Regions from separate parts of the Mus musculus genome. Here region 1 is linked to region 2. The links are chromatin contacts, found by Hi-C or POLR2A ChIA-PET in ENCODE. All regions are on one chromosome and are shown on one strand. The core of a region is the stretch at or near the end of the contact, and the rest is flanking DNA. Distances in the headings are between cores, read along the strand shown. Region 1 holds the start of Ptgr2 (prostaglandin reductase 2). Region 2 holds the start of Pnma1 (paraneoplastic antigen MA1).

Region 1 (4,090 bases), core at 451-2,950, 140 kb before region 2:
ACTGGCTTTGTCGTTTTTATTCAGTCCAGGACCCAAACCTAAAAAATCGTCCTACTCAGCCTTGGGGTGAATCTTCCCACCTTAGTCATCTTAAAATGAAGCCAATCCCTCATGGGTACACCTTGAACTTGTCTATTCAGTGATTTCTGATCCCCCCAAGTTGACAGTCAGTGTTAGGCATCACACGGTGACAGTTATCTGTTCTCCATTTTCAGCATTCTGCCTTATTTCTCTAGATACACATAACAGAGCCAGTGTGATGCCTCCCACCTGTAATTCAGCACATGGGAGGTAGAAGAGAGAGGAATGAGTTCAAAGCCAGACTTAACTACATAACAAAATTCAAGGCCAGAATTCTGGGATATGAGAGACCTTGTCTCGAAAACAAACAAACAAACAAACAAACAAAATCAACCATGACTTACTCACAGGTTCTCCATCTAAAATAAAGATCACATTCAAGACCTGAAGGGCAGTGGGTTAGGAGGCATCATAATGGAGGCAGAGCTGAGTAGACCTCAGTAAACCCCATTTGCTGTTAAATTAAAGTGGGTTTCTAATTGATTCGACCATTCTAAAATACCACCAAAAGATCTGGTTCAATGACAGTCATTAAAAATACGCCTTAAGCATCTGTGTAGCAGACTATTGTAAGGAAAAGCTCACTGAACTCACAAGGGCAAAGGACATGTTCTGTTTCTAGCTGGGTGGGACCTCGGAGGGGTCATATAGTTTATTTCCTGAATGTTTCCAGGCATCCCAGAACTGGGTGAGTTGACATGCTCTAGCATGGTAGCGTCTTACATTTGTAATCCCAGTTATTGGGCAGATGGAATACAGACGGCAAATTCAAGGCCAGCCTGGGCAAATTAGTGAGAACCTGTCCCAAAATAAAAATGAAAAACAGTCTGGCAATATAGCCCAGTAGTAAAAACCTCTTGCCCAGCATGCATAGGGGAGGTGGAAGGCTGATCTTGGACTCAATTCCCAATACAGAAGAAAATAAATTATTAATCAGCTTGCTTAAATACAACTCCGTCCTCAAACACCACCGCCATGAAGTTGCAAACATGCTATCCTTTTCACAGACGCCATACAGGGGCTGAATAACTTGTCCAAGGTCGCACAACTTATCCCCAATATCTTTTAATAAAACACACTTCCTGTTTAGCCGTACTTTGTTCAACCATTCTGCCACAAAGGGCTCTGCTGACCTTCCCTGTGCTGTCTATGCCATCGTGTGCAAATGTCCACCTCAGAAAGCCAACCTTCCTCTATGGCTCCCACGACTAACCACTTTCACAGAAATTACTAGTAATCTCACATTTTCAAGCCGACTTCCTGGATCCTCAGCACCAAGAGGATCAAAACCTCTTGGTGCTGAGGTTTTTCAACATGACATAAGTATACCCCTATGCGTGGCACACAGTAGGCGCTCAATAGATGTTCAAATCTGAAGCACCTCAAACACAGTCGCGCCCAAACTTCACCCTCGGAATTCTTACAAAACGGAGAGCACCTGTTACGGGGCATTCCCTAGTCTAGCGTCCCAAGCTATACCGCCGGTGTCGCCCGGAGCTCGAGGAGGACGCCCACAGGTCACCCTGGCTCGGCACTTCCTCCTTTTCTGCGGGCTTAATCCAGCTTCCGGTGCAGCGATACAGTGGCCCCCCTGCGTGTCTGTCAGTTTGAGATCTCGCGGGATTTGATGAACAGCGAAGGGTCAGCTGGCGGCACGACCTTAGCCCTAGGACCACACTGCGCAAGCGCAGGACTAAGCCGGCCTCCTTGCCCTCTCGTCTCCTAGGGCCGGGGTTTTGAAGTTCATACGCGATCCTTTGGTCCCCAAGGTTGGTGAGAATCACAGGATACGTTGCTAGTCTAGGCAAGGAGTATCCATAAGTTAACCTCATTAGGGCTCCGTGGCCGACCCCGCCTCCAGGACCAAGAGAGCAAATTAACTAATGACTTCAGATCAAGTCCCCTGTGTCCTCTTGTGCCCCCAGAGGTTGAACCCGCGTCCTGGCACGGTCTAGGCAGACGCCCTGACAGCCAGCCCCAGCCTCTGGAAGAAACTTGATTCATGTTAGATTCACTGAGTCTTAGGTTGGGGAATCACAGTGAGAAATAGCATCAAGTCTAACCCTTGTTTTGTAGGTGAACAAGCTGAGATCTAGAGGACTAAAGCAGCGGTTCTCAACCTTCCTAATGCTGTGACCCTCGTGCGTGGTGACCCCCCCAACCATAAAATTATTTTCATTGCTACTTCATAATTGTTATTTTGCTATTGTTTCGACCCGTAATGGAAATGTTTTCCGATGGTCTAAGGGGACCCCAAGAAGCTAGAAACTCATGGTTTGAGAACCACTTGACTAGTCACTATCGGGTGTGGTTTGTTTCTAGAATAACTTGGGATCTCCAGGAACTGCAAACCCTAACGGACTTAATCAAGCGGCTGTAGGAATCGCCCTTAGCACTGTATTCCAGCAAGGGCTAATCGCGGAGCTCTAACTCTGGTATAAAGAGTAGCTGAAAAATACCAGTACCGCCGGCAAATGGGCAGCCATCAGATGGACTGGAGGCCCGGGTAACAGAACATCTGAACATTTTCACTTCGTTTGGAAAACTTGAAGAATGGGGTAGGAGACTGTTACCACATTCCAAATAACTTTCCAGCAGGATCTGATCTCTTGGTGGTCAGCTGAGTGAACCAGAGAAAGAGGAAACGCTCAAAAACAATAAAAGTGATAGCAGAAAACAGAGGGAGACTATAGATTACATCTAAAACTCAAAGAGAAGAAACTTAGTTTGGGCCCTTTTTGATGTGAAGTCCCCTTTTCTCCAGGTCTCAGATGTTCAAAAACTGCATGGAGGAGTTCAGGTTTATTTATTTTCCTCCCTTCTGAATTTTCTCTTCACACTAAGGGTTACAGTCGTTTGTATGACTTGAGTTGTACCATGTATCATATGGGTATTTTTTTCCTGATATGGTTTTATTTTTATTTTTTGTGGTGTGGTGTGGTGCGGTTTGGTTTGCATCACGGTGCCGCTACATAGGCCTGGGTATCCTGGACCTCACTCTGTAGGCCAGGCTGGCCTAGACTCAAAGAGATCCACCTGCCTCTCCCTTCTGAGTGCCTGGACTGAAGGTGCCAGCACTGGCTTTGGTTTTTATTTTCAAGGTTGCGGCCACTGCCATTTTACTAATGTGGAAATGGAGATTAATCACTCAAGCGCCAAGATGAAGGAACTAAACGTAAAGGAACAAGTCCCCAAATGAGAGCAAATACGTCCTTCTGTTTCTGCCTTTGCTGTGAGTTCAGGATCCCCTTCTCTTCCTTCTCTGCAGCTTTGCGTTGTCTCTCATCCTTTAACCGGTGCCAGAGATAAATGTTTTCCAGACTTAACTTGAGGGAGGTGCCAACCTTTCTCCCCCCAACCTAATGCAAACAAACTGTGGCACAGTCTGCGTCCCTCGCCCCAACATTCCTACTAAATATAAGCATTTAATCTGATAGGTTTATGTAATCGTTTGCTAAATGACCTTTTAAACTACAATGACTCCATTTGAATTCCTGTGAAGTCATCTCTTTCAGATTGCAAATTACTCAGGAGGAAGAATTAAAGTATGTCTAGCCTTCTTACTACATAGCCACTCCACGCAACAGAGATAATTTGGTGCTAAACAAATACATTTTCATGGAAGTGATAACTGTTCATAATGCCAAACCCAAACATAGATTCTAAAGAAATAACACACACGGGAGGTAAAAACCATACCTGCCTGCCTCTGCCTCTGCCTCTGCCTCTGCCTCTGCCTCTGCCTCTGCCTCTGCCTCTGCCTCTGCCTCTGCCTCTGCCTCTGCCTCTGCCTCTGCCTCTGCCTCTGCCTCTGCCTCTGCCTCTGCCTCTGCCTCTGCCTCTGCCTCTGCCTCTGCCTCTGCCTCTGCCTCTGCCTCTGCCTCTGCCTCTGCCTCTGCCTCTGCCTCTGCCTCTGCCTCTGCCTCTGCCTCTGCCTCTGCCTCTGCCTCTGCCTCTGCCTCTGCCTCTGCCTCTGCCTCTGCCTCTGCCTCTGCCTCTGCCTCTGCCT
Region 2 (4,606 bases), core at 859-3,358:
TTCTAAATCACTTCTATAACGCGTGCCTTCACAGCTCAGCCCCAAAGTGCCACTTAGGTTTCCCAAGGTTCTTTTCTATTTAAACCATATCTGGCTCAGGCCCCTTGGTGGACAGGTGATAGCAGCCACATGAGATCCTTCAGCCACATGAGACTCCTCTGCTCAGTGGTACCAACTAATCCTTAGAAATCTTAATTAAAAACAGCAAAAAAGCAAGAACTTTTCTAAGTTCACAGAGACCAGATGACTATAGCCGGGGTGGGGGTGGGGGGATAAAGATGGTACCTTTAGGTAGTGATCCCACCAGACACTGTTTTAGAGGGGCCCATGCTCCAGCGCGCCCGTGTGGAAACTGAACTAGTTCAAAGCGGAGATGCACGTGCGGCCGGAGGCTGGCGCAGGCGCGTCCTTACTGGTGCTTTCTCGTACGAACACACTGGGCTTGGCTTTTGTTGTTCTTTCTATTCAGAGCTCCCTGTTTGACAATAACGTCCCTATACAGTGTCACCCTGCCTGTCCCCCAGCTTCCACCTGCATTCAGAGAAGGCCATGACACTGACCGTGCCTGTGTTCTGGGCCATCTCTGAGGTCTCTTGCCCTCACTGCTGTCCTCCAAGCCTTCAGCAGCCCCCTTAGAGCTAAAGTACCCACCCACCCACCGTCCTTGCCGCCCCACCTCCCACCCCGGCACAGAGGCCCTGTGCTCATGATGTCTAAAGGGATTGCCTATATTTAACTGCCTCAGTCACCCAACCTCTTTCTTCTCATGTGCCAGATGTTAAAGACAGAGGAGGAAGAGTGCAATAGTACTCAAGCCTCAGCTGTTGAAATGTTTTTATTGGGGCTCACTGTTCTGGGTTATTATTTATTACTAGACTGGCAAAGCCTAACCCCTTAGGTTTTTACAGGAAGTATGCATATTTTTATATAAAAACAGTTGTGTCTAACCCACATTTGGCTGTGTTTGTTGCCTCAAAAAAAAAAAAATTGCAGCTGTTAGAACTTTTCCTCATTTGTCTCTTACGTTAAAGGCCTTGCTGGAGAGGATGGAGCACAGAACAGCCTTGACAGTCTGTAATTAGTGTACAAATATTTTAATAGCATAAAGTAAGTATATTCCTTTTATTTTGAAACAAAATGGTCAGACACTGCCTTTCATGTGTTTGTTGCCTGTGGCACTCTTTTTAAAAAAGACTGTTACATATTAAAATAGTGTACATATATATATATATATAAATATAAATATTACCTCTTTGTGTACAGTTGTGATAGACCAGACTGAAAATTTTATTTTTTGTGTGCTTTTTATAAAAAAAAAATTAATACACTAAAGAGAATCTTGCTGTGATTGTAATGTACCTATGTAACTTATTTACTTTTGAATGTTCTGTATCTTAAGACCTTTTATTAAATAAGGTTTTAAAAAAAATTCATTGTTGAATACCACATTCTTATAGGGGTGTTTTTGCCGTCTGGGACTGATAGGCCTTGTTTTGCTTGAAGAGAACTTACCCGCCTTTTCGGGGCCATAAACATTCTGTTTTGCTATCTTGTATACTCAGTAAGGATAAGAAGGCAATATGTTTGCAGTTTGCCTGGCTACAAAGGTAAGTAGTCACGGGGTTTTGTGTACACACACACACACACACACACACACACACACACACACACTTTAAACAAGAAAGCCAAGTCAGACACTCACAGGAACCAGTAGATGGAATTCTCTTTCCTAGTTTTGTGGGGAGGAACCAAGTAGTTGCAGAGTGGGATCAGGTGGTTCCCGGAAGTCAGAGTTAAAGACTGAATTCATAGAATGGATGAGCAATATGAGATAAGTCCGTCGTGGTAGATGCGTATCAATAAAGCCAGCTTAAATCCACGGCAAAATTAAATAAAGCATGCGTAGCAATAGCTAAGAAAGAATCAGGGAAGGCGGGGGGGGGGGTGTAAAAAGAAATGCGCCGTCATAGAATAGACTCCTCAAACCCCTTCTTGGCACCATAGCAACCGCCAGATCCTCTGGAGCCCGCGTATCTCGCGTCGTCATGGACACAGTTGTCACGGTGACACTGGGGGAGACAAGCGGACCGGTTCCGCCCTCCACTGCAGCTGCACGCCGGCCGTTGCGGGAGCGCGCGGACATAAGCGCTAGGCAGAGCTGCCTCCAGCCGAGTTTCTCCCCCATCCCGTGCTTCCTGCCGCTTGGGTTCCCGGTGCTCGGAGTGCCGCCTCTCCCCACGTAGCCAAGCCACGGCCTCGCGTGACCCTCAGCCCGCCGGCGTGCCGGGGAGAGGTGGGAGGAGCTGCCACGCCCCGCGACCGCACCCAGCCATCTCCCGCCCGGAGTCATCAGTCTTGAGCCCACCTTGCTCCCTCTCTTTAAGCGGTGACGCCAGACACAGCTGCAGCCAGTTCAGCCCTCCCTGCCCGGACCAAAGGGGGCGACATTCGAGTGATAGGCGGAGTGTCCCGTGGCTCCCGACCCTGACTTGGGACCCGGAAGGGACAAGAAGGAACTCTGGTGTCTTTTGGTAATTGTGGTTGCCTGAAGCTTGTCGCCCCCTGGCCTACCGGGGGAGGAGAGCATGTTGTATTGTCCTAGGCCCTATAGCCTCGTGAGCCAGTCCAAGCAGTGTCTGTAGAACTGGCACTTTTAATAGTTGGGTGAAATGGCTATGACACTATTGGAAGACTGGTGCAGGGGAATGGATGTGAACTCTCAGAGAGCTCTGTTGGTCTGGGGGATCCCTGTGAACTGTGATGAGACCGAAATTGAAGAGACCCTCCAAGCTGCGATGCCCCAGGTATCCTATCGAGTGCTGGGGAGAATGTTCTGGAGGGAAGAAAATGCTAAAGCAGCCTTGTTAGAGCTCACTGGGGCAGTGGATTACTCCCTGATACCCAGGGAGATGCCAGGCAAAGGAGGGCTCTGGAAAGTGGTGTTTAAACCCCCCACTTCCGACGCAGTTTTTTTGGAAAGGCTGCACCTCTTTCTAGCTAGGGAAGGGTGGACCGTGCAAGATGTTGCTCGTGTGCTTGGGTTTCAGAACCCTGCTCCAGCTCCAGGCCCGGAAATGCCAGCAGAGATGCTCAACTATATTTTGGATAATGTTATTCAACCTCTTGTTGAGTCCATATGGTATAAGAAGCTGACGTTATTCTCCGGGAAGGACATTCCCGGGCCTGGCGAGGAAACCTTTGATTCCTGGCTGGAGCACTCAAATGAAATCATAGAGGAATGGCAGGTGTCGGATATAGAAAAGAGACGGCGGTTGATGGAGAGTTTGAGAGGCCCCGCTGCTGACGTCATCCGCATCCTCAAGACCAACAACGCCGCCATAACGACCGCAGAATGCCTGAAGGCTCTTGAGCAGGTCTTTGGGAGTGTGGAGAGCTCTAGAGATGCACAGGTCAGATTTCTGAACACTTACCAGAACCCAGGAGAAAAGTTATCTTCGTATGTTATCCGTCTGGAGCCTCTGCTGCAAAAGGTAGTAGACAAGGGGGTCATTGATAAAGATAACGTGAACCAGGCTCGCTTGGAGCAGGTCATCGCTGGGGCTAACCACAGTGGGGCCCTCCGAAGGCAGTTGTGGCTGGCCGGGGCTGAGGAAGGGCCTGCACCCAACCTCTTCCAGTTACTGGTGCAGATTCGAGAGGAGGAAGCCAAGAAGGAGGAGGAGGAGGCCGAGGCCGCCCTCTTGCAGCTAGGCCTGGAGGGGCACTTCTGAGTCCTAGGACTGGCCAGGCTGCTTTTGATATACCTGTGACGTTTTAGTAAGCCTGCCACTCAAAGCAAGCACCCAGCCTCCTCCTGGCTTGGTTTTGTTTCCTGAGGGATGGGATGGGGAAGTCAGGCCCGCATATTCCTGTAACATTCACAGAAGTGTGTGATTGTCAGGAGCTGCAACGGTAAAGGTGGTCCTTACTGCCTAAAGTGAATGCTTGATGCCAGCCCTCCTGGCGACATCTCTGACAGCTGTGCACAAACGTGAAGCTGTGACACTTCCTGTCAAGGTGGTTGCGAAGCTGCAGGTTCTGATGCTAACCGCGCACCAGGTTCACAGACTGTACAGTACAAACTCTTGTGTTTGTTACTAACACTGTGGATGGTTTTACTGTAAATTGTTCCCAATTTGTATCGATGGAAAGAATGTGATTCTATTAGAAGATATTACTCATCTTGAAAAATGCGGATTTCTAATTCCTCACGGCTCAACGCTGGAATCAGTTTCCCTGAAAAGGATCCTCGGACTAAAAGTGGCATGTTAGAAAAAACCAGGCCTTTACCGAGCTGCACAATCAGTTCCTCACGGTGGAAGACAGAAGTCCTAGGGGGAGTGGCCGTGGCCAGTCTACACTTCCCCCACTTCAAAGACTAGTCATTTAATAATTGGTCAGCGCTAAGGGTTCTAAGTTTGAAGTTATTGAATAGATGTATACAAATAAAAATTTGAAAATTCTCATTTTTCCTGACACGTATAAAATTTTTCAGTTAATTTAGCTCCGTATATTTTTCTCCTAACAAGGACTTTTGTTCATGTAAAACAAAACAAAACAAAACAAAAATTACCCTCCTTGCTATGAATTTAAGTTGCAGTGTCAC

Evidence for each region. A loop is a pair of places that touch in the nucleus more often than their neighbours do. ChIA-PET counts read pairs that join two places held with the same protein, here RNA polymerase II (POLR2A).
Region 1: a map of mouse trophoblast stem cell shows a loop between it and region 2 (2.2-fold over the local background). The contact joins the promoter of Ptgr2 here to the promoter of Pnma1 in region 2. A Hi-C loop is called at or near these places in 2 of 37 maps with a recorded cell type or tissue (mouse embryonic stem cell and mouse trophoblast stem cell). POLR2A ChIA-PET finds 5 or more read pairs at or near these places in 1 of 5 experiments (embryonic stem cell).

The regions. Positions count from the first base shown.
Region 1 is chr12:84,282,906-84,286,995 of GRCm38, reverse strand. Ptgr2 (prostaglandin reductase 2) reads right to left here and starts at 1,700. Exons shown (of 10, transcript NM_029880.3): 1 at 1,520-1,700.
Region 2 is chr12:84,145,991-84,150,596 of GRCm38, reverse strand. It overlaps Pnma1 (paraneoplastic antigen MA1), which reads left to right and starts at 2,108. Exons shown (of 1, transcript NM_027438.3): 1 at 2,108-4,466. The coding sequence starts at 2,670. The coding sequence ends at 3,731. It overlaps Mideas (mitotic deacetylase associated SANT domain protein), which reads left to right. Exons shown (of 13, transcript NM_001163501.1): 13 at 1-1,429.